Linked DNA regions of Homo sapiens: region 2 is linked to region 1. Evidence: chromatin contacts called from ENCODE Hi-C or POLR2A ChIA-PET data. All regions are on one chromosome and are shown on one strand. The core of a region is the stretch at or near the end of the contact, and the rest is flanking DNA. Distances in the headings are between cores, read along the strand shown.

The links. A loop is a pair of places that touch in the nucleus more often than their neighbours do. ChIA-PET counts read pairs that join two places held with the same protein, here RNA polymerase II (POLR2A). Pooled maps may share reads with other maps.
Region 2: a map of CD8-positive, alpha-beta T cell shows a loop between it and region 1 (4-fold over the local background). The contact joins the promoter of TCHP here to the promoter of FAM222A in region 1. A Hi-C loop is called at or near these places in 1 of 168 maps with a recorded cell type or tissue (CD8-positive, alpha-beta T cell) and 10 of 50 pooled maps. POLR2A ChIA-PET finds 5 or more read pairs at or near these places in 1 of 52 experiments (Caco-2).

The regions. Positions count from the first base shown.
Region 1 is chr12:109,711,325-109,715,502 of GRCh38, reverse strand. FAM222A (family with sequence similarity 222 member A) reads right to left here and starts at 1,678. Exons shown (of 3, transcript NM_032829.3): 1 at 606-1,678. RefSeq lists silencers at 1,538-1,587, 1,618-1,947 and an enhancer at 2,653-3,216.
Region 2 is chr12:109,898,468-109,902,645 of GRCh38, reverse strand. TCHP (trichoplein keratin filament binding) reads right to left here and starts at 2,372. Exons shown (of 13, transcript NM_001143852.2): 1 at 2,220-2,372. RefSeq lists enhancers at 968-1,808, 1,809-2,649 and a silencer at 2,042-2,151.

The sequences.
Region 1 (4,178 bases), core at 429-2,928:
AGGCAAGTGGTGTTGCCACGGCAACCCCAGTGACATCAGAGGCTAAGGTTTGACGTCATGTCGTGCCCCCACTGGGGAACCTACCGTCCCTGCGAGTTATTTGTGGGAACGTGGTTTGAACGAGGGCTCTAAGGTCTAGCCCCATGGGGCACAATTCTCAAACGTGGCCACCTGCGTTTCTGGAACCCCAAATCCCCCTCTGAGGTGATTTCCCTTGAAGATCTCAGAGGCTGCTCGGGAGACCCTCAACGTTTTCCCATCCTGGGTGCCCCCCACCCCCCAGCCCTTCCAAGACACTGGAGTTCCCGGGGAATTTTCGGATGACACAGCCAATACCTTTGTTAGCTTTACGGGTGGGGTGACCTTTCCTCTCTGGCAACCAACCCGCCCAGGGTCCCGCGGAATCCGAATGGGCCCCCCAACCTCCACTCCCATCGGCTGGCCCATCTGAACAAGTTGTGTTTGGAGGGAGGAAAGGGGCGGACAAGGGTTATCTCTGCTTCAGGACCCCCAACAGCCTAGGACCCCTTCTGTCCAATCCTGGCTGCCCGGACGCCAGGGGGTGCCCCCAGCTCCAGCGCAGAACCCCGCCCCGCACAACTCACCGGATCAGCCAGGCCGTCGAAGGGCACCAGGTCTCAGCTACCACGACGCTCCGCTCGACGGGTCGCAGCCATGCAGGAGTGGCAGAGGCTGCCTGACGAAGCCCTCCTTGGGGGTCGATGCCTCTCTCCGGGTGGGAAGGGGCGCTGTCGGTGAGGGCTATCCTGGCGCCGGCCTGCGCCGTCCGAAGTCGGGGGGGAGGGGAGGTCTCCGTTCAGCAGGGGTCACGCCCGCCCCGGACGGGGGCCGCGCGGGCGCTCAGGCGACGCATCTTCGCCGGGGCCCGTGATCGCCACGTCCGGCGGGCGGCGCTGCGCCTCCCCTCGGGGCCCCGCTCAAGGCTGCAGCTCGGCCCGCGCCGCTCCCAGGGCGCCCTCTCCGCCCGCGCTGGGAGCCCGGCGGCCGCGGCCCCTTTCGCCAGCCCCAGCTGCAGCCTGTCTTTGTTGCTTCCTCTCGCTCGCCCGCCCGCCCGCGGCTTGCAGCCCCCGGGTTCGCCCCGAGGTGGAGGGATTGTCTCCTTCGGGGGTTGCACGCACCCGCAGCGGCCCCGGCTCCTCGCCGGACATACACCGGCCCCTGCAGGTTGCAAAGAACAGCGGCGAGAATGCACCGGCCCCTCCTCCTCCTGCTCTGAGCCCCGGGTGTGGGGGGAGGGGAAGCCGGCGAACAGCGGCGGCGGCAGCGGCGGCGGCGGCGGCAGCGGGCGACGCAAGCTCGGATGCAGCCTCGGGGGCCTCGGCGCTGAGAAACAGCCGATCCCAGTGGCGCAGGACGGACACGAGGACGGCCCGGGGGACTGTGCACCGGGTGTGCGAGCTCGCAAGCCGCAGCAGGGGCCGCGCGCGCTGGGCTCTCACGCGCCCATGGCCCCGGGCGGCGCGCGGGGGCTCCCGGGGCCGCAGCCTCGCGCCGTCTGGCGCGCGCCGGCGCCTCGCCTGGTCTCAGGCCCGGGTGCCGCGCGCCGCGCCCCACAGGCGCCGGGCCCGGCTGTCCGCCTCCCCCGGCCGGCGCGCGCAGCCTCTCCGCGGAGCAGCCGGCCAGGCAGTCCTGCCCGCTGCTCCGCTCTGGCCCGACTGACAGGCGCGAGCGCCGGCAGCAGCCCCCGCGTCTCGTCCCCCGCCCGCCCCCCGCGGCCCAGCCCAATCAGCGGCGGCTGAGAGGCGGTTACCAGGGTGACGCGGCACCGCGTCCTGCGAGGGGCGGAGCCGGGGGCCGCCACGCGCGCTTTTCGCGGCAAAATTCAAAGGCCGGCAGGGCGGCTCTCCAACCTCCTCCCCCAAGCAGGGACGAGGCGGAACTTGCCTCGCGAGGACTGCAACTCCCGGCATGCTGCGCGCCGGCGCCGGGTGGAGGGGCCCCGACTGGGGGCGCAGGGCGTGCTGGTTTTTGTAGTCCCACTAGGGGTGGCAAAACCAGTGTCATTTACTGATCACATATTTGGGACAAGGCACTGTATAAGTGCATTATCGGCATTATTTCATTTAATCTTGGCAAAAACCAACCTCATGAGGAATTTGTTAAAAATAACAACTATAGCTAACACTTATGTAGCAAAGTATTTTATCTAATCCTCACAACACCGTGTGAGTGGGTATTACTATCACCCCCATTTTACAGATGAGAAAACTGATACGGTAGGTACTATTATTATACTTCCAACTTACAGAGGAAACTGAGGTAAGGAGATGTGAAGTGACATGGTCCTGGATGTTTTTGTCCTAAGGCTTATTTTTGGCAGCGATGTGTTTTTGGCATCACAGTTGTGATCTGTGGAGCGCTAACTATATAACCCAGCACAGCGCTGAGCAATTTGCAAGCTACACCTTCTAGACGTACCCCACGCCCACAGGAGACAGGCACTAGCCTACTCCCCCACTTAATAGATAGGGAAACTGAGGCATAGTTTCACATCAACCTGGGGTTCAAATATGAATCTATCAAACTATACTGTGCTTTCCCTTTTACTTTTAAAGAAGCTTCCTGGGTTCTCACAGCCCATGGGCGGCCCGTCTAGCAGTCTCATTTACAGATGGGGAAATTGAGTCCTGGGTGGGGCAGTTCCCTCAGTTGCTGTGTGTCCATCACACAGCACTGTAGGAAGCCAGCTTTCCGGGATAATAACAAAGATCCCCACAGAAATGCAGAGCAGCAGTCAGACCCCCCACCCCTCAGGCTATGCCCGTGTGATACCTGGAGTCCCACCGAAACTGGGTGGGATTGCAGCCCTGCCCTTGCTGGTTGTTGGTCTTGGCCATTTACCTTCACGGGTCTGCGCCTCAGTTTCTTGTCTGTGAAATGGGGGGCATCATAATTCCTACCTTACAGCGTAGATTTGAGGGCAAAATGAATTCTTGCATGTAAAGGACTCAAAACACACATTAAGTGCTCAATAAATGCCCTCTGTACTCACCCGGGCTGGAGGGCTTTGGAGACCCTGGGGAGCGTATCCAGCGGACGGGCTGATTATAGACGGGCCCTAGCCTACTTCCAGGAGCCAACCCACCCCGCCGGGAGAGGCGCCCGCGGCGGACCTCCAGGGCCGGCCCAAGTGGGTCACCCGCCGCCTTATCTAGGACAGGAGCTGGCCCTGTTTCAGGCCTCTAAGCGGCTGCTCGGCGCGCTGTTCCCAGCAGCTCCGCTCTATTTCTCCGCGGCCGCCCCCATCTCCTCCCCTTCCCTCCCCAGGCTGAAGGTGGGGGTGGGGATTTACCTGGAAATGTGTTATGCCTCCAGCTGCTTCCCGCTCGGGCCAGCAGCCAGGGCTGCGGGGACGTCAGGGAGGGCGGCCGGGGCGACTGGATGGGTGGACCCAGCGTGTGGACAGGTGGGGAGACCAGACTTCAGCTGAGGACAGGGCGAGGGACAGTAACAAGCAAACCCTGGGAAATGAGAGAGATCGCGAAGAGGAGAAGAAGGCAGCAGTTCGCACCACAGCCTGTCAAAAGTTTGGGATTTTTTTCATTGTAGGTCACCATGACTTCACACCTACTGTGTGTCAGGCATGGGCTCACTGCTATTTATCTCACATAACTCCTTTTACCCTCGCAGAAACCCTATAAGGTATATACGATCACTATGCACATCCTACAGCAGAGGAAGGCCACATGACTTACCCAAGGTCACACAAATGACAGAACCAAAGTCCAGAGCCCTGACGTTGATTTATTGCACCTTGTGGCAGCCACTGTCTGACCGTGTGCAACCTTGAGGGGAGTTTCTTCTCTTCTCTGGACCTCAGTTTCCCCTGCCATGAAATGGAGGGTAGGACCCAAACCCCAGCCCTACCAATCAGACTCTCCTTGGTGGGACAGCAGTTTCCAAAGCTCCTATGTGGTTCCTGATACAGCCAGGGCTGACAACCCCAGGTCGAGAAGATCTCAAAAGACCCCTCCATCTCTGAAGTTCTATGAGTCCACGATGTGCTCATGGTGGAATTTCCGACAGCAGCAGGCTCCAAGGCAGCTGTCCAGCAGGAGAGGTCAGAGCCTTCCAGATGCCTGTCGCTCCCCTCCAGGCAGGTGAATGCCCCGTAAGATGCTCTGCCCCACTCCCCACACTCCCAGTGCCCCCCTACC
Region 2 (4,178 bases), core at 1,123-3,622, 190 kb before region 1:
AAAAATTAGCCAGGCGTGCTGGTGGGCGTCTGTAATCCCAGCTCCTTGGGAGGCTGAGGCAGGAGAGTCACTTGAACCCAGGAGGTGGAGGTTGCAGTGAACCAAGATTGTCCCACTGCACTCCAGCCTAGGCGACAGTGCAAGACTCCATCTCAAAACACAACAAAACAAAACAAATAAACCTTAGCCAGACACAGTGGCTCATGCCTGTAATCCCAACACTTTGGGTGGCTGAGGCAGGAGGATCACTTGAGGCCGGGAGTTGGAGACCAGCCACATCATGAGACTCATCTCTATAAAAAATCAAAAATTAGCCAGGAGTGGTGGTGCGCCTGTAGTCCCAGCTACTCAGGAGGCTGAGGCAGGAGGATTGCTTGAGCCCAGGAGGTCACGGCTGTAGCGAGCCATGATAGCGCCACTGCACTCAGCCTGGGTGACAGTGAGACTCTGTCTCAAAAAAACAAAAACATAAAAAATTCTGGACTGCGTGCACCCAGCTGTGGGCCAGCCATCACCAGGAACACAACAGACAGACACAGGGATTGTCCTAAGATTGCTAGACTAGGCACATCGGGGGCATTTATGCTGTGCTTAAACAGAGACAATAATGTAAGGAACACATGTATGTGCCAAGCACTCAATACATATGACTTTTTTTCATTCTTACAATCACCTCGCTATTTGGCAGGTAAGGAAACTTACGTTGAAGAGGTAAAGTTGTTGTACCCGAGCGAGTTAGAGAAACGCCACAGTTTGAGACGAAATTAAGAGTCCTTTATTTAGCCAGTGCCCAAGAGACGGCTAATAAATTCTCTTGGCCCGAGGAAGGGGCTTGATTTTCCTTTATACTTTGGTTTAGGAAGGGGAGGGGAGCTCAGATGCAACAATTCTACATAAGTAAAAACATGCAAAAATTAAAAGGACAAAGAGTCACAGAGAAACAATTAAAAGACAAATGGTTACAGAGAAACAACAGTTCCAGGTGCAGGGGCTCTAAATCTTTCATAAAATGTTAGATATGGGTGCTCTGCCCGACACCAACTCAAGGTTTTATGGTGTTATCTTTTGAGCAAAATCCTGGGAACTTCGTACATTGCTTGTTTCAGTACCTTATCAGTTAATTGGACTCTTTGATATGTTGAGATTCTGCTTACACAAGTTAACTCCTTGAGGAAAGGGGTGGGTAAGGAGTCCTTGATGTCTTGTAAATGAGGGAACCAGATGGAGTTCATCCGGCTTTCTCAACTAAGGGAGAGCTAATTCATGTGGAAACAAGGCTAGGTGATTAAGGGGAAAAAAAGAGTCTAAAAGCAAGGTTAGTAAAAACAAGGTAAGGCATTAAAAAACAAGGTTAGTAAAAACAACGTTAAGCATTACAAAGTGATTTGCTCAGGATCACAGAGCCAGGAAGTAAAGGAGATAAACAAGCTGGGTTCCTAATTCATGTCCGTCTGAGACCAGAGCCCAGGCTCTCTCTGCTGCAAGGGGCTGCCTGTTGGGACCAACCTGCCCTGGCTCTGGCAGTCCCCGGGGAGGGGACTGATAATAACACTCGGAAGTATGTTGGGCTACCATGGAGGACAGACCTTTCATCTTGCAGATGAAGAAGCTGAGACCTAGAGAGAGGAATTGCCTGAGCAATGTAGGGATACAGCTGGAGCCTTGAAAGCAGAGAGCAGTCTCACTCCAGGCACCAATTCCCCTGACCCAAAAGCTGTCCTCAAGTGTAGGGTCGATGCAGTGCCTGGGTAGGAACGCCGGCTGAATGAGCGAAAAGGCCTGGTGCACGCCAAGAATCTCATTCTGGAGGTCCTCCAGTTTTGGGGGCAAACACTCTGCGTCTATGGTCCAAATGTAGCCGGCAGGCTGCTAACGTGTGACCTCGGTCTCGAGACCGTGGCAAGCTTCACATACTTTTTTCCCGCTCCCGTAAAGCCGCCAGTGGATCAGTCTTTGCACCAAGAGTTAAAAGTTTAAGATTCCCGTCCCGGATTGGCCACCCACAAGGTGGGCTGCTCCCCGAACACGTCGCATCCCTCTCTCGACCTGAACATGCACGTGCAACAAATGGGGTCACAGCGCGTGGGGAGCGCAGTGAGGACCCCGGAGGCGCCCTGAGCTCGCGCCCGCTGACTGCCGCCCCGGTTCCCGCCCGCGCGGGCCGCCTGCGGGCCCCCGCCCTAACGCCGGATCCGGCCTAGTCCAACCCTCCGACTCACATTTCTCTGAGGCTCGGAGTTTCCGAAGAGTCCCCCGGCCCGACTTCCCGCAGGCACGAAGCGGGCCGGCCAGTCCCCCGGTGTAATTCCCAGACGCGCTACAGCAACGCCGGCTGTTTCCTCCCTGTTTGCACCGGCAACGAGCCCGACGACGGAGCGTCGCAAGGGCCAAGCCTCCTTCAGCGCGTAGGGAGCCTGTGTTTTTCTCTGGTGCCCCGTCGTGGCCAGCGGGAGATAAATAGCAAACGTCGCTGCTCCTTGAAATAGGGAAGCATGGAGGCAAAGAATCCGTCCATGCACTACACGTATTTCAGGATGGTGGTTACCATCACGTGAAGGTGAAGGTGGAAACCAGGGGGAAGAGAATGTAAGTCAGTGGTCCTCAAACCTGGCTGCGCGTGAGAATCACCAGATACCAGCCTGGGCAACACAGAGGGACTCCTGTCTCTAAAAAATTTTTTAAACTTAACCGGGCATGGTGGGACTTGTGGTCCCAGCTACTCGGGAGACTGAGGCGGGAGGATCAGTTGAGCCCAGGAGATCGAGGCTGCCGTGAGCCATGACTGTGCCACTGCACTCCAGCCTGGGTGACAGAGCCAGACACTGTCTCAAAAAAAAGAAGAAAAAATCCAGATACCTTTAAAAAATCCAGATGCCCAAACCAAACCCCAAATCCCATCTGAGAGTATCAGTGTTTTCCAAAATTCCCCAGGTGTGTTCAATGTACAACTTGGGCAGAGGCCTGCTGGCATAAGTAGATGGAAGTTATTGGTAACTTTTTTATTTTTTTGAGACAGAGTCTTGCTCTGTCGCCAGGCTGGAGTGCAGTGGCGTGATCTCGATTCACTGCAACCTCCGCCTTACGGGTTCAAGCGATTACCCTGCCTCAGCCTACCGAGTAGCTGAGACTACAGGCGCACGCCACCACGCCCAGCTAATTTTTTGTATTTTAGTAGAGATGGGGTTTCACCATATTGGTCAGGATGGTCTCGATCTCCTGACCTCGTGATGCGCCTGCCTCAGGCTCCCAAAGTGCTAGGATTACAGGAGTGAGCCACTGCACCCGGCCGATAACTTTCTATTATAGTCTTATATTGGTGGTGAGTTCAAAAGTGTTCATTCTATTAGTATGTTTTATAACTCGTGTGCTACAAGTATTACATGCCAACTATTCCATTAAAAAGAAAATGAAGAAAAATACTTGTTTGTTCTCTTTTCTTTCATTTTCCCATTCTTTCATTTCTTCTTCCCTTCATTTCTCCATTCTTTATTCATCTCTGTTTTTCCTGGATGCAGCATCATGGCCTCAGCTGGGTTCAGTGGCTTACGCCTGTAATCCCAGCACTTTGGGAGGCCCAGGAGGGTGGATTACCTGAGGTCAGGAGTTGAAGACCAGCCTGGCCAACATGATGAAACCCCGTCTCTGCTAAAAATACAAAAATTAGCCGGGCATGATGGCAGATGCTTATACTCCCAGCTACTCGGGAGGCTGAGGCAGGAGAATCGCTTGAACCTGGGAGGCAGAGGTTGCAGTGAGCCAAGATTGCGCTGCTGCACTCCAGCCTGGGTGACAAAGTGAGACTCCACCTCCAAATTAAATAAATAAATGAATACATAAATAAATAAATAAAATTAGCAGGCTGTGGTGGTGCACACCTATAGTCCTAGCAACTTGGGAGGCTGAGGTGGGAGGATCACTTGAGCTCAGGACAAGGAGGCTGCAGTGAGCCGTGATCACACCATTGCACTCCAGCCTGAGTGACAGAGTGAGACCCTGTCTCAAAACATGGTCTCTACAGTCAGAACGCCCAGGTTTCAAGCTATACCATGCTGGTGTAGTCTTGGGCAGGTCACTTCATCTGTCTGTGCCTCAGCTTCCTAGTCCATGGAATGAGAGTAAAAATAGAGCAACTTTCAGGCCGGGCCTGGTGGCTCATGCCTGTAATCCCAGCACTTTGG